4 separate regions of the Homo sapiens genome follow, and all the other regions are linked to region 3. A link is a contact called in ENCODE Hi-C or POLR2A ChIA-PET data. All regions are on one chromosome and are shown on one strand. The core of a region is the stretch at or near the end of the contact, and the rest is flanking DNA. Distances in the headings are between cores, read along the strand shown. Region 1 overlaps IQSEC1 (IQ motif and Sec7 domain ArfGEF 1). Region 2 overlaps IQSEC1 (IQ motif and Sec7 domain ArfGEF 1). Region 3 overlaps CAND2 (cullin associated and neddylation dissociated 2 (putative)). Region 4 overlaps RAF1 (Raf-1 proto-oncogene, serine/threonine kinase).

Region 1 (6,548 bases), core at 2,798-5,297, 190 kb before region 3:
GTCATCACGTGTTTTCTTAAAGCTTTATTGAGGGATACTTTACTCTATGAAATTCACTCATTTTAAGTGTACAATTCGGTTATTATTACTATATTTACAGAATCCTGTAACCATCACAATTTTATTTTTAATCGTTTCCATGGCCCTGAAAATAAACCACATACCCATTTTCCCTCAGTCCCTTGTGCCATCCCAAGTCCTCAACAACCACTTTTTGTCTCTGTAGATATGTCTTTCTGAGCATTTCATATCCTTTTGGAATCATACAACACGTGTCCTTTTGTGTCTAGCTTTATTCACTTAGCGTGAAGTTTTTCAAGGTTCATCCATGTTATAGAATAGAATGTATCAGTACTTCATTCCTTTTTTTTTTTTTTTTTTTTTTTGGTAGAGACAGGGGTCTCACTTTGTTGCCCAGGCTGTTCTTGAACTCCTGGCCTCATGTGACACTCCCGCCTCAGCCTCCCAAAATGTTGGGCATGAGCCACTGCGCCTGGTCTTTCATTCCTTTTTACTGCTGAATAATAACATTCCATTGTATGGATACACTGTAGTTAGTTTATCCATTCCCCGGTTGATGGACATGTGGGTCATTTCCACTTTTTGGCTATTGTAAATACTACTACTATGGATATTTGCATACAAGATTTGATGTGGACATATGTTTTCATTTCTCTTTAGTAGATACCTAGAAGTGGAATTGCTGGGTCACATAGTAACTCTCTGTTTAACTTTTTAGAAATGGCCAAACTGTTTTCCAAAGTGGCTGCATCTTTTTGTTCCCACCAGTGGTGTGTGAGGGTTTCCATTTCTCCACATCCTGTCCCACATTTGTTATTGTCTGGCTTTTTGCTTCTAGCTGTCCTAGTGGGTGGGAAGTCATATCTCATTGTGGTTTTGATTTGCATTTCTTTGATGTGGAACATCTTTTCATGTGCTTATTGGCCATTCATATGTCTCCTTTGATGAAATGTGTATTCAAACCTTTTGCCCATTTAAAAATTGTATTGTCTCCTTGTTATTGAGTCATGAGTTATTTGCATACTCTACATACAGGTTCCAGTATCAGTTATATAATTTTCTCAGTTTCTCAGTTCCTTTTTTTTTTTTTTTTTGGAGATCAGGTCTCACTCACTCACCCAGGCTGGAATACAATGGCATGATCATGGCTCCCTACAGTCTCGAACTCCTGGGCTCAGGCAATCCTTCTGCCTCTGCCTCCCAAAGTGCTGAGATTACAGGCATGAGCCTATGCAGGGCCTTATCTTTTTACTTTCTTGATGGTGTCTTTTGAAGTGCAAAAGTTTTTAATTTTCATGAAGTCCAATTTATGAATTTGTAATTCTCTTGCTTATGCTTTTGGTGTTGTATCTAAGAAATCATTGTATAACCCAAGGTCACAAAGATTTCTTCTTATGTTTTTGTCTAAGATTTTTATAGTTTTAACTCTTTCATTTAGGTCTTTGATTAATTTGAGTTAATTTTTGTGTATGGTGGGAAGCATGGGCCCAAATGTATCCTTTTGTGTATAAATAGCCAGTTGTCTCAGCACTACTTGTTTTTTGTTGTTGTTGTTTGTTTGTTTGTTTCCAGATGGAGTCTTGTTCTGTCACCCAGGCTAGAGCACAGTGCCTAGATCTCAGCTCACTGCAACCTCTGCCACCCCCCACCCTGCCTCCGGGTTCAAGTGATTCTCCTGCCTCAGCCTCTGGAGTAGCTGAGATTACAGGTGCACACCACCACGCCTGGCTGATTTTTGTATTTTTAGTAGAGATGGGTTTTCACCTTGTTGGCCAGACTGGTCTGGAACTCCTGACCTCAGGTGATCCGCCCGCCTCAGCCTCCCAAAGTGCTGGGATTACAGGCGTGAGCCATCGCGCTCGGCCAGCACTACTTGTTAAAGAAATGATTGTTTCCAATGAATTGTCTTGGCACCTTGTAAAAAATCATTTGACAATATTTATTATTATTTTTGACCACTCCAGCTAAGGCCAAGACAATACATTTTTAAACATCATTTTCGTGAAGACGAAAACTCCTCCCCCATTTTAACAAAAGCATGCTGCAGGTCATCTGGACGACCCTCTACCAACTGAGCTCTGCTCCCTGATGTTCGTGGCTGCCTTTTCTTTATGAACATGTGGTCATCACAGGACCTTCCAGTGTAGCAGCGTTTACCACTGGATGCAGTGTTTCTAAAAGGTGGGGCCTGATGGAGCTTGGGAACTGTATTCTTAGAGGCCCATCAGTTCTTAAGTTTGAGAAACCCCTAATATAGAGCCATTTCTCAGACGGGAGAGCAGAGTTCCAGATAGGGAACATGAAATGTCCAACCTCATGCATCTATCAAGTGCCCACAAGCCAGCACAGGCAGTGTGGGGTAATGATAAGAACTCACTTAGGATCGGGCATGGTGGCTCATGCCTGTAATCCCAACACTTTGGGAGACTGAGGTGGGCGGATCACTTGAGGCCAGGAGTTCGAGACCAGCCTGGCCAACATGGTGAAACCCCATCTCTACTAAAAATAAAAAAATTTAAAAAAAAAGCTGGGCATTGTGGCAAGCACCTGTAATCCCAGCTACTTGGGAGGCCTGAGGCAGGAGAATTGCTTGAACCCAGGAGGTAGAGGTTGCAGGGAGCCAAAGTCGAGCCACTGTACTCCAGCCTGAGTGACAGCACACGCCTCTGTCTCAAAAAAAAAAAAAAAAAAAAGACTCACTTGGGTAAGTCACTCCCCATTCCTGAGCCTCTGTTTTCTCACCTGTAAAATGGAGGGCACACCACCCATCTCAAAGAATCTGCAGGAATAGAGATAGTTTGGATAAAGTATCTGGCACAGTGCTCTCTGACACAAAGTGGGTACCAGTTCATGGAAGTTGTGTTTATTGCAAGCCTGGGGCTGTGCCCACCAACTGGCCCTCCTTCAGCCCTCCCCTCCACAGTGCCTACTCTCCCCAGCAGGGCAGCCCTTGAGGGCTGGCTCCTGGCTTCAGCCTTCCCTCTGCTGCATATACCTCACCTGTCTGCTTACAGGGCATGGCTCTGTAGCAGGCCCTGTGCTCGTCCTAGTAAAGCAGTGATGAAGCAGACTCTATTCCTGCTTTCAGGGACCTTCTGGGCAGGTGGACAGAACCATTAGCTGATGACCACAGAACAGCATGGTAGCTGTTATTTTTATTAATAATAGCTAACATCTATAGAATTTCTGCTCTGTACCTGGCCCCACTGTCTCAAGATGTACAGGACACTGTGGGAGCCAAGAAGATGACGTCTAGAGGAGGTGACATTTTTAGAGCTGGATTTAAAGGATGGGTTTGGACTTCAGCTAATATACAAAGAGACATGAGCTTTCTATGAATTTTTGCCCATTTGATGGATGAAAATGAGATTATCATTTGATTTGTGTTTCTGTGTAAGGTCGTACATCTTTTTGAATGTTTACAGGCCATTTGTATTTCTTTTTCACTGAACTACCTGGTCAAATTGATTGGACATTTTTATTTTGAGTTGTTCATTTTTTTTGTTTTTGATTGATTTGGAATAACTCTTTATATATGGAGGAAACCAAGGGAATAGTATGTGCTAATACACAATGATATGAAATAGTACAGTGTGCTTGAAAAGCATTAGGTTTAGCCTAATTTTGAGAGACATAGTTGAAGATAGAGCTAAGCAGGGAGGCAAATGCTAGTTCCTAAGGAGCTTGGACTTTATTACACAGGACATAGGAGCTACAGAAGCGTTTAGAGCAGGGAAGGGATGTGATCGAATGTGTATTGTTGAAAATTACTTTGATAAGGGACAATAATGGACAGAGTGAAGAGCTAGAAGGGACAAATTGAGGCCAGAAAGTACAGGAGCTTGAATGTCCCCTGAAGAGTGTCTACCTGGTTTGGTGGGCAGTAGGGAGTCACAGAAGGTTCTGGGTAATGACCGATGGTGAACTGCAGAGACAATGGGAACTGAGAGTTGCCTGCTATACTTCCTGCTTTGTGGACAGCTATAAAGTGCAGGGGGCGGGACGGAGGCCAAGGCTAATCTCTGGGTGGGGTGAGCGGTTTTGTTTCCCAACATGACGCTTTGTTCCCCTAGATGTCCCCGCCCCACGTGGGCGCCCAGTGCTGTGTCATCTGTCCCCACACCACAGGACTGACCTCCAACCCAGACAGACGAGACCATTGCCAGGGGTAACCTAGAGAGGAAATATGAACTAAGAGTTTCCAGGCAGGGCACTGGGAATGGGAGAATGAAGAAGGAACAGCACACTGCCGAGCTGGGAGGGATTTTAGAAGTCATGCAAGGCAGTTTACCCTCAGCCCTGCTCCCATGAGCCCAAGGACAGGGAGTCCCTACCTCCCCAGCAGCCATTCCATATCTAAGTGGCTCTTCCAGGGAGAAGGTTCTGGAGCTGGTATGGCATCAGAGTTGTAAGGAGTCTTAGTACTCGTCTTATGCTTCTTGATAGAGGGGACCTTGAGGCTCAGAAGGGACACCTGCCTTCCTGAAGTCACACGGGGAGTCATCCTGAGTGCCACAGCAGGCTCTTAGAAATCAGGCTTCTCAGCTCCCCACTCAGAAATTAGTTTTAAACATAATATTTTACAAACAGTAATACATGCATGTAGTAATACATGCAAAAAATACTTAAATGAAACATTTCAGTGAAAAGCCAGTCTCCTTTCCACTCCATCCCCCAGGGCACGAAGACGTCTAGGGGGGCAAAGCTTCATGTTGGGAAACAAAACCACTCAACCTACCCAGAGATCAGCCTTGGCCTTGATCCTGCCCCCCGACCCCCCACTTTATAGCTGCCCACAAAGCAGGAAGTGTAGCAGGCAGCTCTCCATCCCCACTGTCTCCACAGTTCACCCTCGGTCATCACCCAGAACCTTCCCCAGGGCATGGCAACATGGCAAAACCATGTACCAGTTTCTTGAGCATCTTTGTCAGAGACAACATATGCAGGTACCAGCAGATATTCTATACCCCCTCTTTTTTTTTAATTCCAGATTTTTATTTTTATTTAAAAAAAATTTTTTTAAGAGGGACCCTTGCTACATTAACCCAGGCTGCTCTTGAACTCTTGGCCTCAAGTGATCCTCCCACTTCATCGTCCTGAGCAGCTGGGATTACAGGTAAGAGTTGCCACACCTGGCTTACTCCCTCTTTCTTACATAAAAAGTAACATACCCTACATCCTTTATTGCACCTACCAAAATATCTTGGGGATTGTTCCTTATCATATCAGTCCATGTAGAGATGCCACTTTTTTGTTGTTGTTTTTGTCTTGTTTTGTTGTTTGTTTTTTTTGAGACAGGGTCTCACTCTGTCACCCAGGCTGGAGTGCAGTGGAGTGATCACAGCTTAGTGCAGCCTCAGTCTCCCCTGGTTCAGGTGATCCTCCCACTTCAGCCTCCTAAGTAGCTAGGATTACAGGCACATGCCACCACACCCAGCTAATTTTTGTGTTTTTAGTAGAGACGGTGTTTTGCCATGTTGCCTAGGCTGATCTTGAACTCCTAGCCTCAAGTGATCCACCTGCCTTGGCCTCCCAAAGTGCTGGAATTACAGGTATGAGCCACTGTGCCTGGCCGTAGAGCTGCCACATTCTTTTTGATGGCTGCATAGGCTTCCATCATATGGATGTGTCTTAATTATAATCTGTTTAACAAATCCCTCACTGGTGGACTTTAAGGAACAAGAATACTTCAATAATTTTTATTCACTTTAAAAACATTTATAGTAATGTGCATTATGACATTTCGGTCAATGACACACCACATATATGATGGTGGTCCCATAAGATGATAATACCATATTTTTACCGTACCTTTTCTATGTTATGTTTAGATACACAAATATCTACTACCTGGTCAAATTAATTGGACATTTTTATTTTGAGTTGTTCATGTTTTTTTCTTATTGATTTGGAATAACTGTATATGGAGGAAACCAAGGGAATAATTGTGATTAAGTGCCTGCAGTGTTCAGTACAGTCATATGCTGAACAGGTTTGTAGCCTAGGAGGACTAGGCCATACCATATAGCCTAGGTGTGTAGTAGGCTGTGCCATCTAGGTTGTGTAAGAACACTCTATGAGGTTTCACAATGATGAAATCACCTAAGGACACATTTCTCAGAATGTATCCCCATCATTAAGCACTGCAAACCTGATTGTTTAAATATAAAGACATGTCAAGAAGAGACTTCAATTGGCCCATCAGCTTGTGCCCAGATAACCCCTGTTGACCTTTTAAAAATCAATTATTACAAAAAAGTATAAAATGAAAAGTAAAAGCGCCTCACATATCCATTCCATGCACCCCTCAGTCCTCCCAAAAGGTATCCATCAATAAGAGTTTTTTTGTTTCGGCATATTTGTGTCCTTTGGGAAAATTAGGAAATTCCCACACACATCTACATAGAGCCTTTTAACTTGTACACAAAAGGATCATGATATACAGTCTTCTGTTCCTTGAATTTTTCAGTAGAAATATGACCTGGAGATCTGTCCATCCTAGGACAAAGTCCCAGTAATGGGTATCT
Region 2 (5,824 bases), core at 653-3,152, 140 kb before region 3:
TGGCCTCAAGCAGTGTCCCACCTCGGCCTCCCAAAGTGCTAGGATTGCAGGCGTGAGCCACCACAGCTGGCCAACTTTATGTCCCTTCTTTGCACATTCGGTTTTCCTTTGAGGTCCATTTCTTTGTATCCTTGCATTCTGCTCCTTGGGGCCAGGCTAACTCTTGGGGACTGCAGTCCCGAGAACATTCCAGAATGGGAAGGACTAGAAGAATGACATGGATTTGAATCTTGGCTCTGCTCTGTGGTCTGCAGTCCTGGGCAAGGATCACAGTGGGCCCTTCTTGAGCCTCCATTTTCTCATATGGAGAATGGGAAGAGCAGTGCTTTCTTGACAGGCTTGTTGCAGGGGTGAAATCTGTGTACTTAGCTTGTGCTGGGCTCCCCCGTCGCATAGTGGCATAGTGGGTGAGCATACGTGTGGGTGACCCAGCCCCAGCCACATCAGCCCAGAAAGACTGATTTTTCCAGACCCTGCTTGAACACCTGCACTAGCCCTTAAAGCAGCCCCTTCTTAAATTGCTGAACTGTTCAAAACTGCTAGCTGTCTGAAGCTCCTGCCCCTGGCCTCACAAACCTGCCTGTTCTCTCTGCACCAGGACCACCCTGCAGAGACCTGGCAGGGGTGGCGGCCACCTCTCTCCAGCTGTGCCATCCCTGCTCTTGCTCAGAGGATGTGCCCCCACCCGCCCCCCAGACCCTGCCTGGCTGTGTCCCATCCCTCCCCGAGACGGGGGCATAGAGGTGAAGATAGCCCTGTGCAGAACAAGACCATCCCCTTCCTTCCTCTGGGTGACTAACCTTGGTTAATGTGGCCTAGGCAGAGAAGAGCCACAGAAAGCCCCAAGAGGGAGCTTGTGAGGGCTGGAAATGAATTGTGCCTGCCCAGTCTAGGCTCCCTTTCTGGAAATCAGAAACCCTGAAAGCAGAGTATAGGGGAAGCCATGAGGCCTGGAGGCGTGATGGGCATACGTACTTCAGGAGGCTGTTTTGCTCTGGCCTGTGCAGACTGCCAGGAGTCTGGCCTGAGGCTGCTGGCATGGACATTTAACCACAGACAGGCTTTCAAGATTGCCTGCTTCCTCTAGCATGGGGCCCGGCCCCCTCTGAAGAGGGTGGCTTTGCCATGTGATGTGGCCACCCTCTGGCCACACGTGGCTAGGCTTATTTCTCTGATTTATCTCATAACTGTGCACAACCCCAGGACCCCTAGGCTCTGGACCCAGCCCTGTCCAAGCTGCCAGCAGCATGCTTTTCCCCTGAGCAGCTGGGCAGGAGAGGCATGGTGTGGGGTCAGGTCCCACACAACTCTGTCTTATACTCACAACCTTGACTTGGTGACTCAACTCTTCCATCCCTGAGTTTGTCATCTGCAGAAGGGAGCAGTCCTAGCTACCTCCCAGCGACGGTGGTTGAGTTACAGGTCATGTATTTTAAACACACCCACCACGGCATCTTGTACCTGGCAGGTTTGTGGAGAAGTTGCTGCTGTATAATTCAGACCCGTGTATACTTGTGTTTGCGTATGTATATGTGTGTACATACATGTGTGTTTGCCCTCTCCGTAAGAAGTTGCATGAACACAATGGGCAAGTGTTCGGGCGTCCTGGCCAAGCTGCCCATATGCCCTTGGGGATGGGTGCCACCTTTCCGTGCCTGCAGGGTATTGAGAGCACTGAATGTGTTCCATATACAGCTTAGAACATCACTAGCCATATAGACATTCGCTGTTACTACCATTGTCGTTGTCGATATTGGGGGTGAACAGTGGGTCACTGCTTTCATCTTGTACCCTCACTGGTGCCCAGAACCTCCCCTGGCTAACATTTTTCTTGAGAAAAGTCATTCATTACTTCATAGGCCATAATTAGAGACATCCGTGGCTGAGAGGCCACAGCCCCCCAGCCCTGACTCATTCCCTGGCGAGTCGGGACGTGGCATCCAACAGGTCTGGGCTGAGGGGCTGGGGTTGGACTGTCTGCCTTTCTCACCCATCCCCATGAGCTCCCCAGTCCAGGGAACAGGCCAGTGGAAGGTGTCTGGGTCCAGGTCTCCCTCCACCCTGGGGTCAGGCTCTCCAGCCTGGAGGTGGGTGTCTCGAAGAGAGGGTCTCAACAGCAGGCAGGGTGCAGGGCAGGTGACCCTGGCTTGGGGCACTAGGCTTGTCTGCCCTTCCTGCCTCCAGCTGCTGGGGCTTGTAGATCAGAGAATAACCCAAGACAGCCATTGAAAAGTGCTTTTTAAGAGCCAAGCACTTTCTTAAGGACCTCACTGTATTAATTAGCTCCACTAAGTCTTCACAGTCCTGTGAAGTAGATACACTAATTACCCCAATTTTAGAGGAAGGAACCTGAGGCACAGCATTAATTCCTCCTGTGGTCACACAGCTGGTAAGCAGTAGAGCTAGAATTCCACCCAGGAGCCTGCTTGGCCCCTTGCTTGGCAGAAAGCCTGGGTGGGGCGGGGCAGCAGGAGGAAACTCTTCAAGTTGTGATCTCTATTCCTGCGAGGTGTCCATTGCAACACTGTCCTATAGGGATCTAGCGCTTCACCCAGCCATGTCCCCACATAAAACACCACATACCACTTCCATCACAGGAAAACATGTTTGGAAAACTGGAGAAGGGGGAAGAGCTTGGCGACCTTTCAGTGACCAAAGCTTGGAGTCCCCAGTCTGGGAAAGGAGGGCTCACTGTGCCTTAGCACGTGATGGGCTCTGGGGCAGAGTGTGGATGCATCCACATGCAGCTCCAGGCCCTTACGTGCTCTCTGGCCCTGTCCTTGGCCTGTCCCACCACCAGGGGCCCATCCAGGACATACAGAACTCATCTCATGGGAAGGAGCAGGCCTCCTGCTCATGGCCATTCCCATCTTTGCTGGAGGCCAGGGCTTTGGGGGATGCTTGGGCAGTTGTCTCCCACCCTCACAGAGCAAGACTCCTCCATGGTGCAGATGGACTGCACACGAGATCAGGTGATCCCCGGGGTGGGGAAGAGTGTGTGGGGTGAGGGTGGCCTTGTGGAGGAAGTGGGGTTAAGCTGAGACCTCGGTGTAAAGATGGCAGACTCAGACAGGTCATATGGCCCTGGGATAGAGGCTTCCAGCCAGGATTGGAGTCCCTTGTACCACCTCTCTGACGGGTGTCTGACCTGCCGCAGCTTGCACACCTCCAGTGACAGAGAACTCACCACCTCCTAAGCAGCCCTAACCACATGAGAGTGTACTTCATCACGTCGGGTATTGGCAGTCATAGTTCTGCCTGCAGGAGAAATCTCTAGCCTCGGCTTGTCAGCCTGTCAGAGGCTTGATGATGGGGATCACATCATCTCCCCGAGGCTGCTTTCCTCCCGGCTGCACAGCCCCAGCTCTTGATAGGAGCATACTGTTATACTGCTTCCTGGCATACTGTTATTTGGCCTTGGCAAATAGAGTCCATCTCACATGCTAGCTGGGATCAGTTGTATGGAGTGCTGTGTTGGAAGGAGGCTGAGGCTTCATCCAAGCTCTTTAGGAGGGAGTCTGTGATCAATTAGCAATGTCTGCCAGGGAGGAGTGGGTAGGGCATGCAGGTGTCCCAGGTCTGCTGTCCCTGCCCTCAGGCTCTGGACTGTCTGTGCAGCCCCCAGACACTGTCTTCTGCTGTGTCTGAGAACTGTGGCGGGCAGCAGGGCTATTTTTGCTCCTGGCTTTTTATTCATGTTGGTGACTGGCTTCTCGGCCACATCATGACATCAGCTCACATTCATCTTATAGTCCACAAAAAATCCCCAAGGCTTTTTCATAAGAACAGCCATCAAACTAGATCTTTACCCCATTTTGATGTTATTTCCAGTGTGTGGATACAGAATTAATTTCAGTCATCCCCTTGTCGATGCTCATTTAGGTTATTTCCAGATGTTTATAATCAGAAACAACACTGCTGTGGACATCCTCGTATGTACTGCTGCACACATTGGTCTTATTTCCTTTGCACAAATCTATGGAAAGGGGCTGGGCGGCAGCCACCTAACGCTCATAGGATGTTCCAGAGACTCTGAACTGCCAGGAATATTCAGGGACTTGGAAGAGGTGCCTCGGCCCATTCCTTGGTCTGCATGTAGCCCAGGTGTCTGAGAGAGATAATAAATTCAGAGGCGCAGTTAAGGACTCACACTGGTGTGTTCACCAGTCCTGTTCAATGGGCTGGGTTTTTGGGAGAAGCATCCCCAAGGCAGCTACAGTGGGTGGTGAGATGTCCAGCAGCTGAGCTCAAGAGGTCGGGGCAGGGATATAGGAGCCAGTCTGGCTGTTCTCTAACCCAAAAGTCCCACCTAGAGACTCATGTATGCTGGTAAAATGTGACCATCACTTTATAGCCAAGCTCTGTCACTAAGGTATCTGTGTTTCTGCCCTAGAAAGGGAAAGGTTGACATAGGATAGTTCTTCCTGCCCCAGGAAGAAACTGGGTAGAGCTGAGTCCTAATCAGGAAGGTGGGGCTGAGAGCCCAGAGTGTTGCTGTAGAGCAAAACATCTTTACGAGTTCAGCCAGAAAATAGTCAAGCGTCCACATCATTTAAGTTCGATAACTTCCTGTCCTGATTTATACTCCTAGCAGCAGAGTCCTAGAGTGCCCATGGCTGCATGTACTTGTCAATACTGGGTATTTTCACTTAAATTGTATTTTTATTTATCAGTTCAGATAAACTCAGAAAAGCCACTTTTTTAGGGTCTAATACTGCACTGCGTAGTTGCTGATTGGGGCCATCAAGAGGTGATGTCCTCTGGCTCAAATGGGTTCATAGCTATGTGGAAAATTCCACACTGTGCTCACTTTTGTCCACGTTTGCTGAAGAATCCTGTGGTGCCACACTGGTTGCAGTAGGATGGCCCAGCCATTTCTTTTTTTTGGGGTGGTTTGAAGTTGGGTTTGATTTTTTTTTTTTTTTTTGGAGTGTGGAAGGGCTGCCACATTGCACAAGCTGATGCTATTCAATAGACTGGACAGGACCCGGTGACAGATTGAATGGGGGCGTTTGAGTCGGGGGAGGGATTAAACTGATGACCCCCAGGACCCTGGCTCCAGGATGGAAGGGAAGACTGTGGGTGACTGTCAGGCCTTCCCTTCCTGGAGAGGGAGGCCCGGCCACTCCCAAGCATGTTCTGGACCTGCTGACCCAGGGCAGCCAGGAACCCAGGAGTGCCCAGAGCGGAATCCTGGGCTGCCACAGGCCCAGAAAGTCTGCCCCAGGCCACCACCATTGCAATCCTATCCCCAAAGATACCCTGCCCCGGGGCCCAAAGCCACCCTGAACTACCAGCGCCAGGCACTCCCATCTCCTGCCCATTCTGAGTTCAGTGGCTGCCGCCTGATCTCTTTCCCCAACCCCCTCTGCCCCACACCGCGGCCAACTGGGAACAAAGGCCCCTCTCAAGTTCTCAGGCAGGCCTGGGCCCTCACTCACCCCCAACCATCAGGGAAGGATGCCCTGCTCTGCCTGCTCACAGTGGTTTCAGGCCAGGTTAGAAAGGGCTTGGTGAAGGGTGGAATTCCTTCAGACTTGAGGTGAACATTGCTCCTCCATCCTGGGTCGGGGGCAGCACAGTGAGGGTCCCACACTCCCCTCCCTGACGGTGCCTCCCAGCAGCTCAGCAGCAGCCTGTGGGCCACCAAGGGGCTTCCTGCTTCAGCTCCAGGGACCTGCAGGGAAACTGCTTGTCTGTCTCTGTGCTTCTGTGAACTTAGGGTGATGAGATTGTTTTGAATCCTCCTCTTAGGAGCGGAGGCCCGGCTGCATCTCTTTAAGGACCAGCCGTTGTTCCCTGTGATCTGTGCCTGGAAGCACAG
Region 3 (6,162 bases), core at 1,436-3,935:
CCAGGTTGCAGAAATCCTCCACCAGGGGCACCAGGCGGTCCAGGTGAGCCCCTGCAGGGCCAGGTGGATCACTGAACCCAAGCCAGACACTCTCCCGGAGTTCCCCCAGCCCACAGCACTCAGACTGTCTATGCACCTGCAGCCCTGACCACTGTAGATTCAACTCAGAGGTTTCATAGTCAAGCAAATGTGGGTTCTAGCCCTGACTCTGCCACCCAACTGCTATGGGACCTTGGGCAGGTCACAACATTTCTTTGACCTTAGTCAGCTAATCTTCACAACAAGGATAACAGTGCCTCCTGGGCAGAGATTTTGTGAAGATAAATTATATAATGATAAATAGCTTAGGCCAGGCGCGCCTGTAATCCCAGCACTATGGGAGGCCGAGGCGGGTGGATCATGAGGTCAGGAGATCGAGACTATCCTGGCTAACAAGGTGAAACCCCGTCTCTACTAAAAATACAAAAAATTAGCCGGGCGCGGTGGCGGGCGCCTGTAGTCCCAGCTACTCAGGAGGCTGAGGCAGGAGAATGGCGTGAACCCGGGAAGCGGAGCTTGCAGTGAGCCGAGATTGCGCCACTGCAGTCCGCAGTCTGGCCTGGGCGACAGAGCGAGACTCCGTCTCAAAAAAAAAAAAAAAAAAAAAAAAATTAGCCGGGCACGGTGGCACACACCTGTAGTCCCAGCTATTCAGGAGGCTGAGGCAGGAGAATTGCTTGAACCTGGGAGGTGGAGGTTGCAGTGAGACAAGATAGCGTCACCGTACTCCAGCCTGGGGGACAGAGCGAGATTCTATCTCCAAAAAAAAAAAAAAAAAAAGATAAACAGCTTAGGCCGGGCATGGTGGCTCACACCTGTAATCCCAGCACTTTGGGAGGCCAAGGCAGATGGATCATCTGAGGTCAGGAGTTCGAGACCAGCTTGGCCAACATGGTGAAACTCCATCTCTACTAAAAATACAAAAATTAGCTGCACGTGGCAGTGCGCCCCTGTAATCCCAGCTACTTGGGAGGCTGAGGCAGAATTGCTTGAACCTGGGAGGTGGAGGTTACAGTGAGCAGAGATCGTGCCACTACACTCCAGCCTGGGAAACAGAGCAAGACACGAGACTCAGTCTCAAAAAGAAAAAAAAAAAAGAAGTTAAAAAAGCTTAGTCCAAGGTTGGGTGCAGTGGCTCACCCCTGTAATCCCAGCACTTTGGGAGGCCGAGGCGGGCAGATCATGGGATCACAAGGTCAGGGGTTCAAGACCAACCTGGCCAACCAACATAGTTAAACCCCGTCTCTACTAAAAATACAAAAATTAGCTGGGTATGGTAGCGTGCGCCTGTAGTGCCAGCTACTCAGGAGGCTGAGACAGGAGAATCACTTGAATCCGGGAGGCGGAGGTTGCGGTGAGCCGAGACTGCACCATTGCACTCCAGCCTGGGCAACAGAGCGAGACTCCGTCTCAAAAAAATAAATAAAAAAGCTTAGTCCAGGTTCTACACGAGCAGGCACTCGATAAATAGCATCTGTTATCAAAACCATTATTCATGTCCTGGCCTAATTTCCTTCACTAGGTTTAAGTCCTTGGATAGGAGAAAGGGAGGCAGGTACTGCCCTAATAGACCAGGCAAGAGGGGTTCCTGCCTGGTCTCCAGGCTTTAGAGCACTCCACTCAAGCCCTTCTCCAGCCATACCCTTCCCTACAGCATAAGAAGAGACATGCTGACCTAGAGACCCCCAACACTCCTAGACTCCATTCTGTCTGGGTATCTGGGGACCCGAGTTTCCTGCCCAATGGATCCTGACCCCTTGTCCGAGCCTGCGCAGGCCTCTTTCCTAGGTCCATGCAACCAAGGATGGCTGAGGGCTGGCTGCTGTTTGGGAGAAATGGGACAGGGTGTGGCCATGTCAGCTGGGGTTCCCCCCCCCACCCCCCGCCGTGTGCCTGCAAGGCCCCTTGCAGTGAGAGAGCCAGGGGTTGGGAGGGGCTGACCATATGCCAGTTCTATCCAAACTGTCTTGGTATAGTCAGAACTCCAAGGTGTCTGAGGATACATTCAAACCTGATTGCAGCTTTCCATTTCTAAAAAACTAATCTATAGTGACAGAAAGCAGATCAGTGGCTTCCTGGACAAGGCAGAGAGCTGGACTGCAAACGGACACAAGGAAGCTTTTGGGGGTGATGGAAAGGTTTCACGGATATACACAAAGGTCAAAACACACTGAATTGCACACTTTAAATAGTGCGGTTTATTGTATGCACATTAAATTGTTTCTTAAAAATTCAAACTTGGCTCATGGGCTGTTACTAAGATATCTTTGTCAAACTGGGAGAAGAGAACATAGTCTAACAGTTTAGTGGCATGACTTAAAATTGTAATTACCAGCCAGCCTCCACGTCTCATAAGTGATTGAACCAACCCCCTTCTCTGAACCGTCTGCACTCAGCAGGGGCTCAGGCCTGGGGGTTTGTCGAGCTCAGGGCCCGCCCTGCGCCTCTCAAGCCCTATCCGGCCCCAACCTCTGCGTTTCAGGGGCTTCAGCCGCCCGCCCCAGGCCCCACCCACCACATCAGCCCAGGCCCCGCCCCATCCTCCCTACCAAGGCAGACGGCCCACCCTTAGGCCCTGGCTGCACTGCGGCCCAAGCTCCGCCCCTTTACCGAGTCATTGGCTCACCCTAAGCTCCGCCCACCATGCCAGCCCAGGCCCCGCCCCCTGCCCCCTTACCGAGGCGGTGGCCGGCCTGGCGGCCGACGCTGCCCAAACATTGGATCAGGGTGCGGATGGCAGTCGGGCTGGTGGGCACCCGCGGGCCGGGCAGCCGGTCCAGTAGGTGGTCAGCGAGCTCGACGAAGAGGTCGGTGCTGCAGGCGGCCGCCAGGTGGCCAAGCGCTCCGACCGCCCGCTTGCGCACCGCCAGGCGCGGGCTGCTCAGCTGTGGCAGCAGACAGTGCAGGAGGCTGGCGTGGAAGGCGCCCAGCGGGACACCCAGCCTGGGGAGCACGAGGGGGCATCAGGCCGATCGCACTCCGCGGGCAACCTGGGCCAGGCTCCGCCCCTCTCCCCATTCTCTCCCGGCCTCCTTCCCAGGATTATGGCAACTCAATGGCCCTTGCAAAAGAGGTGCCCTGCAACTGTGAGGAGGAATTATTTTAATTACTTTTGTTACATGAGAGAAAGCGGAGAGAGAAAGGGACTTCTCAGCAGTGCAAAGCCTGGCTCCCAGCCTAGGGAGAAAGACCTGATAGGGGAAAGCATAGAGGATCTAGTAAGGCTGTCCCTATTTCTTGGAAGTCTAGGCCTTGCCTCAATACCATCCCCTTCTGTCCATCCTCCTCGCTGAGACCAGAGCAGTATAAAGTCTACTTCTCACCTGGTCACTCCTCTGCTTAACTCCTTCCATGGCTCCCTAGTGCCTTTGGAGATGCTGAGCTCTGGGCTCAAGACAAGAGGCAACACCAGACAATGGTTTCTGCGCACACAGCACAGCTCCTGCCTGCCTCAGCAGCTTCTATCCACACCTTCAAACGAGGCCCGTGCATTTTCTGTCCTGTAAACATCTTGAGACCTTTTCTTTCTCACTTTACAGAAACACGCTGACCTTACCCTCCCTTATTTCTATGTCCTACCCAACCCCCTCTCCTAGGTTTCATTTGTTTGCCTGTTCACCTGCTAAGTGACAGGGACTGTGCTGGAAGCCAGGGTGAACAAGACAGACTGATCCTGGGAGCTGCCCTCATGGAGTGTGTGGTTGAGTGAGTGCCTCCCAGGAGCCTCAAGTTCAACATGCCCCAGCTTGAATCCATCACCTTCCTCCCCACACACCTGCTGCTGGCTCCCGGAGTGCACCCCATCACAGCACCTCTGTCTGCCCCCGCCAGTTACTAAAGGCAGAACCCTAGGGGTCAGCCTCCAGTCCCTGCCTCCCCTGCCCACTCCAAGTCCTGTGGAGTCCCCCTCCTGAATACAACCCGAATTGCTTTCCCTATAGCAGCCTCTTAACCAGTCCCCTGCCTGTTCAATCCCCTCCCACCTACTCTCCACTGCAGAGAGAAAGATCAGGGTAGAACACACAAATACTCACCCCTGCCCCATGGCTCCTGGCCAGCCCTGCACCTCAGCTCTGCATACCCACCTCTCCACATTACAGCCTGCCCCACGACCCCTGGCAGACTCTGGGACCCCAAGTCTTCCCCTGTCTCTGCCTTCTGGACTGGGGACAGTCTCCCCTCCAGCATCCTCTTTATACCTGCCCAAACTCAGCTAAGTCCTGCCCCTCCTCGAAGGCTCAGCTCTAGCAGCACTCTCTTTTAGAAGGCTCCTCACTCCCAGCTGGACTGGGGGCTCCTCTGAGCTCCTATCAGCCCTGCTCTTATCCTTACTGTTGTGCTTACTCCATTCACAGTTTTATACATGTCTGTGAACTCCTCCCTAGAACAACCAAGACTGATCTAACCCCATGTTCCCAACACTAGGCCAGCACCTGACATTTTTCTGGCCAGAGCAGGTGTTCAAGTCATGGGAGGTTTTACTGACCGCATCATCTCTCAGAGCCTGTAAAATTGTGACAATTGAGTTCTCCTTTACGAGGCTGCTGGGATGATTAAGGAGCCCCAAGCACAGGGCCTGGTGTGCAGTAGGTGCTAGCTCTGTGATTTGAGTCCCTCCCTGTCCCCTTTTACCCACTCTTCCTCAATACCCAGGATGGCCTCCCACACCTGCTCAGCATGTCAGAGAGGATGTCCAGGGCTTCCAGCTGCACAGCCACATCCTCCTGCTGGGCAATGGCACTGGTGAGCTGGCCTGTGATCTTCCGGCACACGTTGGTGGCCAGCCCGGAGCCTGCACAGGGCACAAGGTGGGCACAGTGAGGCCCTGGCCTGGGGGAAAGGCAGCCTCCACCACTAGTCTGCCTCTGCTCTGGCTGTGTTCCTGAGCCCACATCCCCGGGAATCTTACCAGGGCTCCAGAGGTCCCAGGTTTGACCCAGAGTCTGGCCAAAGTCAAGGAGACAGCTAGGGGAGCTGCAGAGCTGATGGCCGAGCTTCTGGGTGACTTACACACACCCAAGCCCTTCTTCCTTTCCCCATTCCACTAGGGAGGCAGGGAAAGTTAAACACTTCCTTTCCTGCCTCCCTTGCTGCTGGGAGTGGCTGGGTGATCCAGCTCTTGCCAGTGAGATATAAGTGGAAGTCCTCTGGGGGTTTCTGGGAAAACGTGTGCTTTCCCTATAAAGGGAGGGGACATGGGGCAAGACTGGAACCCTGTCAACATTGAGCCACTAAATGAACTGCTACAAAAATGGAGTGGCTGATTCCTCCAGGATTGCCATGTGAGGAAAAACCACCCCTGATTTCTTTAAACTGCCGTTAGTTAGATTTCATCACTTGAGCTAAAAGCATTCCTGACACAGAACCATGAACTTAAACTGAGCTGGGCCTGAATTCTCTGCCCTGCTTACTAGCTGAGTGACCTCAGGTATGTCTCTTCAACTCTCTGAGCCTCAGTGTTTTTTTTTTGTTTTTTCGTTTGTTTTTTTACCATAAACTAGGACAAATACTAACAGTACCTAGTCCTGGGGACCTGGGTACCTGTGGCTGCAGGAGGGAGCTCCGAGAGGACGGTCTTGAGGCCAATGCCGGCAATGTCTCGCAGCTGCTCCTTGTCTGACCGCATGTTGGTGCACAGGGTGTCCACAATGGTCTCCACCTGGTACTCCTTCACTTTGACCACCAGAGGACCCAGGCTGAGCAGGGAGTGGGAAGGTGAATCCAAGGGCACAAGGTTCAGCCTGAGTCAGGCTGCCCCTTTATGTCCCCTCATGCTCCTGCGGCCACACGTGCTGAGGAAAAGGCCTCAGATCATCAGGGGAGCCCCTGTTTGGCCAGAAAGAGATACTCTCTGGCTATGCCAACATCGTTCCTGGGACCTCCCAAACCTACATTTCTTCTTGTGTTTTACGTCTCAGGAAATGGCCAAATAGTGCTCCAGAACAAGGGTTCTCAAACTTGAGGGTGCATCTGAATCCCCTGGCGGGCTTGTTTAAACAGATGGCTGGGCCCCACCTCCAGAGTTTCAGAGTCAGGAGGGCTATATCTAGGTGTGGCCTGATAGTGTGCATTTCTAGCAAGCTCCCAGTTGAGGCTGATACTGTAGGTGGTCCAGGGAGCACA
Region 4 (6,208 bases), core at 3,119-5,618, 220 kb after region 3:
AACGTGTGTGGAAACTGCCAAGGAAGTTCAGCCGACTGCAAGGTCAGAGTAAGTCACTGCGTGGGCTTGGCTCTGAATTCTGAGGTTATATTACTGATTAGGGCCAGAACAGGTGACACCAAAGGGTGGGTTCAGTGACAACTAGAGCATGCCCAGAGGAGAGCTATAAGAAAGGGAATGGACTACAAAACGAGGTCCATGAAATAGGAAGGTCCTTAGAAGCAGTTCCCCCTGAGCGATCATCCAGCATCTCCCAAGCCACATGCCTGAACCCCTAGCCCTGTCCTGTCCCCTCCCGTTAAAGGCTCTGCCCTTTTCTGGGTCCTGGAGCCTGGGTCATAGCGTTGGCCATTTTCCCAGCACTTCCACTCAGTTGACTGCCTCATTGGGTCAGTTTACCTTCACAGGATTTCTTACCTTCATCCCTTCTTTCTGAGTCCCCACAGTCAACCATTCTTCTTGTACCTTTCCTGAGCTATTGCAGCAGATTCCTCTCTGGTCTCCCTCTTTCTCTCCTACAGGTGTCCAAATCCTACCCTAGAGTTTACTAAACACAGCTCAGGTTTCTCTCATCCCCCTCACCTCACCTTTATTTCTGATGTGCCCAGTCTGAAACATTCTCTGTCCTATTTACTAAAATCCTTCCCTTGGTTTATAGCCCATTTCCTTCAGAAAACCTTTCTGTATTCTCTTTGAAAAGAGATTTACTTAGGCACCTGTAGTCCCAGCTGCTTGGAAGGCTGAGGTTGGAAGATTGCTTGAGCCCAGGAGTTTGAGGCCAGCCTGGGCAACATAGTGAGGCCCCATCTCTAAAAAAGAAAAAAAAAAAAAAAAAAAGGATTTACTCCCCCATCTTGGGGAACTCCCCTTCTGTTCCAGCACTCCTGTCTTGGCTCCAACTGTACCAGAATGGACACTTATGCAAATGATTGTTGTCCTCCTACTCAGGGCTGGTTATACACGTTTCCCATATGGTGTCCCATATGGATCCATTTTTCTAGATAGAAGGTAGCTCCAAACATAGTGTGGATCTCTCCCATCCAGTCAACAGCACCTTCACCGGCAGCCCATGGCAAACACATGTGCAGGTTAACTGGATGAGAGCCACTTTGGAGGCTGCTGTTAAAACATGGGGACTCGTTGAAACTTTAGATGATAAAACCAGAGATCACAGGGAGACAGTTTGGGCCTATCGTGAGGACCATCTCTCTACCAATTTTCTTCCCAAAAATGAAATGGGGAGGGCTGGGTGGGGTGGCTTACGCTTGTAATCCCAGCACTCCAGGAGGCCGAGGCAGGCAGATCATTTGAGGTCAGGAGTTTGAGACCAGCCTGGGCAACATGGTGAAACCCCATCTCCACCCAAAAATACAAAAATTAGTTGGGCATGGTGGAGCATGCCTGTAATCCCAGCTACTCGGGAGGCTGAGGCAGGAGAATCGCTTGCGGAGGTTGCAGTGAGCCAAGATTGTGCCACTGCATTCCAGCCTAGGTAACAGAGCGAGTCTCCATCTCAAAAAAAAAAAAAGGAAGGAGGAAGGCTCCAACAGAGAGGCTCCAGAAACACTTTTGAAAGTGGCTTTTGGCCAGGCACGGTGGCTCATACCTGTAATCCCAGCACTTTGGGAGGCCGAGGTGGGAGGCCTCACAAGGTCAGGAGATCGAGACCATCCTGGCTAACATGGTGAAACCCCGTCTCTACTAAAAACACACACAAAAAATTAGCCAGACGTGGTGGCGGGTGCCTGTAGTCCCAGCTACTCGGGAGGCTGAGGCAGGAGAATGGCGTGAACCTGGGAGGTGGAGCTTGCAGTGAGCCCAGATCACACCACTGCACTCCAGCCTGGGTGACTGAGCGAGACTCTGTCTCAAAAAAAAAAAAAAAAAAAAAAGTGGCTTTTAAATTTATAGCACTCTAAAGTGGAATGGATCCCTGGATGTGTCTAAAGTTATATCAAGAGGCTGGTTTTACAGTGCTTGACAATCAGTTGTCAGTGTTATAGGTAGAATAGCAATTGGAGTCAGACTGGGGTTTTGATCCTGGCTGCAGCGTTCTTTGTTTTTTGGCTGTATGACCTTGGGCAAGTGACTAAACTTCTCAGCTTGTTGTCTGTGAAGATAAATTATTTACGTCAGAGGGCAGCTGTGAGGATTAACAGAGATAAAAGTATACACAGTGCCAGGATTCAGTATTATTAGAATTACTTTTTAATGGTATTGAAGGCAGAGAAGCTTAATTTCAATATATATCTCTGAATTTTTACTAGGGACCATCTTAGGTCTCACTGAAATGTGGATTCAGAGTTCAGCCTCAATAGTTGCTAAATGGCCTGCTTCCTTACACCAGCAACCAGCCCCAGTCATTCTGTATTTGCCAGGCCATTCATATGTATGCACTGATTTCATCCCCACAGGACAAGGTTTTGACCTGTCACACATGACCTCACCTCTGTGGCTTGCCAGGGTTGGTGTGAATAGTTTAACCAAGGCTATCGAAGGCCTAACTGTAGCGATAGCAGTTAACCTATGTAACTTTTTTGAGTCATTTGAATTATGTAGAGATTGGACCTATAATCCCAGCACTTTGGGAGGCCAAGGTGGGAGGATTGCTTAAGCCCTGGAGGTCAAGGCTGCAATGTGCCACTGCACTCTAGCCTAGACAACAGAGTGAGACCCTGTCTCAAAAAAAAAAAAAAAATTGGAAATTTGCCGTATCTGTGTAGGTATGTGATTCTTTGGATAAATGATTCACTGTATCTTCCTCAAAACTAGGTTATTTGAAAGACTGAGATCATTCAACTGATTGCACTGACTGCCAACTAATTTTGCAGGAGATGTTGCAGTAAAGATCCTAAAGGTTGTCGACCCAACCCCAGAGCAATTCCAGGCCTTCAGGAATGAGGTGGCTGTTCTGCGGTGAGTAGAAAGCTGGCGGTCCAGTCCCTCTGGAGTGCTGGAGTGGGGAGTACAAGGACTGTAGAGTTAGTGGACTGTGCCGCAGGTTGGGACGGGCAGGCAGTTAGGACTCACTGTGGAGTTTCTGTGGTTGGATGCTCCTCCCTTGAGAGCAAAGGGATGTTTCCTTTAGTTTATGTGGTTGTCAAGCCTTTCGAAGAGCCCCTTTTTAGGAGAATACCCTCCTCTGGGCACAGTAAACTCAATAGCCCAATTTCTGTCTCTGGGTTTTGGTTTGAGGTGGGCAGAAATAGGCCCTATTTTTACCTTTATTTCCCAGAACCCTTTTTTTTATAGCTGAGTTGCCTTATTTTAGACTTCAGAACAGTCAGCTTTCCAATCTTTCAGTCACTATTTAGACTTGTAGGAATAAGTCATATAATGGAGACTTCTACAAGGAGTCCTTGTGACCTCCACAGGAGGGTCATGGAGTGTACATTGATGAAAGAGAATGTCCTCTCTGTAAGCAAGGCTGGCACTGAACTGATGGCCCAGTGAACTAATGGTGGGCTTCTCTTTGCTCAGAATGCCACCCGGGTTATCAGCCGTGCCATGTGTTTGTTTTTGGGACTGGGGGTGGTGTTGGGACTGGGGGTGGTGTCGACAGCACAGAACCCACTGTCCACGGGAAAGCACAGTAGACCTCCCTGAGCACTTTCCTCCTCCCTCTCCTCTCTTCCCCTCCCCTCCCCAGCAAAACACGGCATGTGAACATTCTGCTTTTCATGGGGTACATGACAAAGGACAACCTGGCAATTGTGACCCAGTGGTGCGAGGGCAGCAGCCTCTACAAACACCTGCATGTCCAGGAGACCAAGTTTCAGATGTTCCAGCTAATTGACATTGCCCGGCAGACGGCTCAGGGAATGGAGTGAGTAGATGGTCTGATGCCTCTCTGGGACCCAGGCATCAAATTTGTCCCTAAATTGGAACCAGGATCAGGAAAAGCCTTCTAGTCCATTAAGCGATTCTGTGATATCTTTGCACAAGCCTCTGGCCTGGGCTGGAGGGGCCAATTATCAGGAATGAGTTGTTCAGGTTCCAGCTGGGTGGGGTGGCTCACACCTGTAATCCCAGCACTTTGGGAGGCCAAGGCCAGTGGATCACTTGAGGCCAGTAGTTTTGAGACCAGCCTTGCCAATATGGCAAAACCCTGTTTCTACTGAAAATACAAGAATGAACCAAGTCTGGTGGCACATGCCTATAATCCCAGCTACTCAAGAACTGGGACAGGGAGAATCGCTTGAACATTGGAAAGCAGAGGTTGCGGGGAGCTTAGATCACGTTACTGCACTCCAACCTTGGCTGCAGAAGCGAGACTCTGTCTCAAAAAAAAAAAAAGAGAAGTTCAGGTTCCTCCTTGGGACTGAACTTCCCCCTTGGGGCTCAGCTTTGGGCTCTGCCTGCTACCCTGGCTTTATCAGAAACCTGAGAATATAGTGGGGTGCATGTACCTTCTGCTTGGACAGCTGTGGCAATGCCTTCTGCTCAGCTGTCTGAGGCATGGCTGTCCCACATGAGGGTTTAAGCAGATGTTGTTTTTGGGATAATTTTTTTTTTTTAATTAAAAACTTTTTCCTGGCCAGGCACGGTGGCTCATGCCCATAATCCCAGCACTTTGGGAGGCTGAGGCGGGTGGATGACGAGGCCAGGAGTTCGAAACCAGCCTGGCCAATGTGGTGAAATCTCATCTCTACTAAAAATACAAAAATTAGCTGGTTGTGGTGGCAGGCGCTTGTAATCCCAGCTACTCGGGAGGCTGAGGCAGAAGAATCACTTCAACCCGGGAGGCGGAGGTTGCAGTGAGTGGAGATTGTGCCATTGCACTCTAGCCTGGGTGACAGAGCCAGACTCCATCTGAAAAAAAAAAAAAAACCCAAAAAAACCACACTTTTTTCCTTAGAGACACAGGTTCTCACTCTGTCACCTATGCTAGAGTGCAGCGGCGCAATCATAGCTCACTGCATCCTTGAACTCCTGGGCTCCAGCTATCCTCTTGGCTCAGTCTCATAGGTTGCTGGGACTGCAGGCACATGCTACCGTGCCCAGCTAATTTTCGTGTATTTTGTAGAGTCGGAGGTCTCACTATGTTGCCCAGGCTGGTCTCAAACTGGACTCAAGTGATCCTCCCACCTTTCCTGGCTAGCCTAGGGTAGTGCTTCTCAAACTTCTCCTCTGAAGTAGAGGAGCTCCTCGTACCCCTAGACATCTGGGAGTTACTAAGCTATAGCTGTGCTTGCAAGTCCTACATAAATTCTCACACTGTCTTTAAAATTCATATGGAAGTTGCCTTCTGTGTATTTTAAGAAATGGAATGACTTTTCAGAAAAATTGAGATATAATTCATACATCATAAAATTCCCCCTTTTAAAATGTACACCTACCTCAGTGTTTTTCTGGTATTGAGTTGTGCAGCCACCACCACTATCTAATTTTAGAACATTTTCATTATCCCGGAAAGAAACACATGCCCATTGTATTAGTCTGTTTGGGTTGCTCTAAAGGAAGACCTAAGGGTGGGTAATTTATAAAGAAAAGAGGTTTATTTGACTCGGGGTTCTGCAGACTGTACAAAAAGCATGACACCAGCATCTGTGTCTGGTGAGGCCCTCAGGAAGCTTTCACTCATGGCAGAAGGCAAGGGGAGCCACGTGTGATGTGGTGAGAGAAAGGAGCAAGAGAGAGAGCATGGAGGGAGGTCCCAGACTCTTTAATAACCAGGTTTCATGTGAGCTAATAGTGTGTGAACTCACTCGTTACTGCAGGGAGGCCACCGAGCCGTTTGTGAGGAATCCATCCCCATGACCCAAACACCTGCCACTTAGGTCCCACCTCCAACACTGGGGATCACATTTCAACTTGAGATTTGGAGTGGACAGATATCCAAACAATATACCCATTAGAGGTTACCCAATACCTCCCACCCACTTGCAGTCTACTTTCTGTTTCTATGGATTTTGCCTACTTTATAGTTCAATATAAATGGAATCATGTAAGATATAATATAGTCAGGTAACATATAATGATGTTTCGGTCAATGACCACATATAGGAAGGTGGTCCCACAAGATTATAATACTGTATTTTTACTGTGCCTTTTCTATGTTTGGCTATGTTTAGAGACACAAATACTCACCATGTTACAACCAGCTACAGTATTCAGTACACTGAGGGCCATACAGTTTTGTAGCCTAAGTGCAACACGTTATACCATTTAGCCAGGGTGTGTAGAAGGCTGTACCTTCTTGGTTTGT

The links. A loop is a pair of places that touch in the nucleus more often than their neighbours do. ChIA-PET counts read pairs that join two places held with the same protein, here RNA polymerase II (POLR2A). Pooled maps may share reads with other maps.
Region 1: a loop to region 3 is called in a pooled map, with 2.7 times the contacts of the local background. The contact joins two enhancer-like sites. A Hi-C loop is called at or near these places in 8 of 50 pooled maps. POLR2A ChIA-PET finds 5 or more read pairs at or near these places in 5 of 52 experiments (AG04450, Caco-2, OCI-LY7 and 2 more).
Region 2: a loop to region 3 is called in a pooled map, with 2.6 times the contacts of the local background. The contact joins two enhancer-like sites. A Hi-C loop is called at or near these places in 2 of 50 pooled maps. POLR2A ChIA-PET finds 5 or more read pairs at or near these places in 3 of 52 experiments (IMR-90, T-cell and activated CD4-positive, alpha-beta T cell).
Region 4: a loop to region 3 is called in a map of posterior cingulate gyrus, with 30 times the contacts of the local background. The contact joins two enhancer-like sites. A Hi-C loop is called at or near these places in 1 of 168 maps with a recorded cell type or tissue (posterior cingulate gyrus) and 2 of 50 pooled maps. POLR2A ChIA-PET finds 5 or more read pairs at or near these places in 2 of 52 experiments (OCI-LY7 and WTC11).

What each region holds. Positions count from the first base shown.
Region 1 is chr3:12,997,115-13,003,662 of GRCh38, reverse strand. All of the region lies in intron 1 of IQSEC1 (IQ motif and Sec7 domain ArfGEF 1), which reads left to right. Among named protein-coding and RNA genes, the nearest start is that of IQSEC1, 73 kb to the left of the region's middle. RefSeq lists a silencer at 2,140-2,434. Within about 2 kb of position 4,047, at least 17 of the 41 ENCODE cell types and tissues checked have a DNase peak (open chromatin) inside an H3K27ac peak, as active enhancers do.
Region 2 is chr3:12,944,634-12,950,457 of GRCh38, reverse strand. The region is part of intron 1 of IQSEC1 (IQ motif and Sec7 domain ArfGEF 1); the gene reads left to right. Among named protein-coding and RNA genes, the nearest start is that of LINC02022, 62 kb to the right of the region's middle. RefSeq lists enhancers at 520-699, 2,874-3,375, 4,730-5,415, 5,416-5,824 and a silencer at 1,260-1,339. Within about 2 kb of position 1,902, at least 8 of the 41 ENCODE cell types and tissues checked have a DNase peak (open chromatin) inside an H3K27ac peak, as active enhancers do.
Region 3 is chr3:12,806,879-12,813,040 of GRCh38, reverse strand. It overlaps CAND2 (cullin associated and neddylation dissociated 2 (putative)), which reads right to left. Exons shown (of 15, transcript NM_001162499.2): 3 at 5,581-5,735; 4 at 4,708-4,831; 5 at 2,717-2,982; 6 at 1-51. Among named protein-coding and RNA genes, the nearest start is that of CAND2, 13 kb to the right of the region's middle. RefSeq lists a silencer at 2,505-2,954. Within about 2 kb of position 2,685, at least 24 of the 41 ENCODE cell types and tissues checked have a DNase peak (open chromatin) inside an H3K27ac peak, as active enhancers do.
Region 4 is chr3:12,588,416-12,594,623 of GRCh38, reverse strand. It overlaps RAF1 (Raf-1 proto-oncogene, serine/threonine kinase), which reads left to right. Exons shown (of 17, transcript NM_002880.4): 11 at 2,832-2,916; 12 at 3,650-3,826. Among named protein-coding and RNA genes, the nearest start is that of MKRN2, 34 kb to the right of the region's middle. RefSeq lists a silencer at 5,148-5,348. Within about 2 kb of position 4,368, at least 2 of the 41 ENCODE cell types and tissues checked have a DNase peak (open chromatin) inside an H3K27ac peak, as active enhancers do.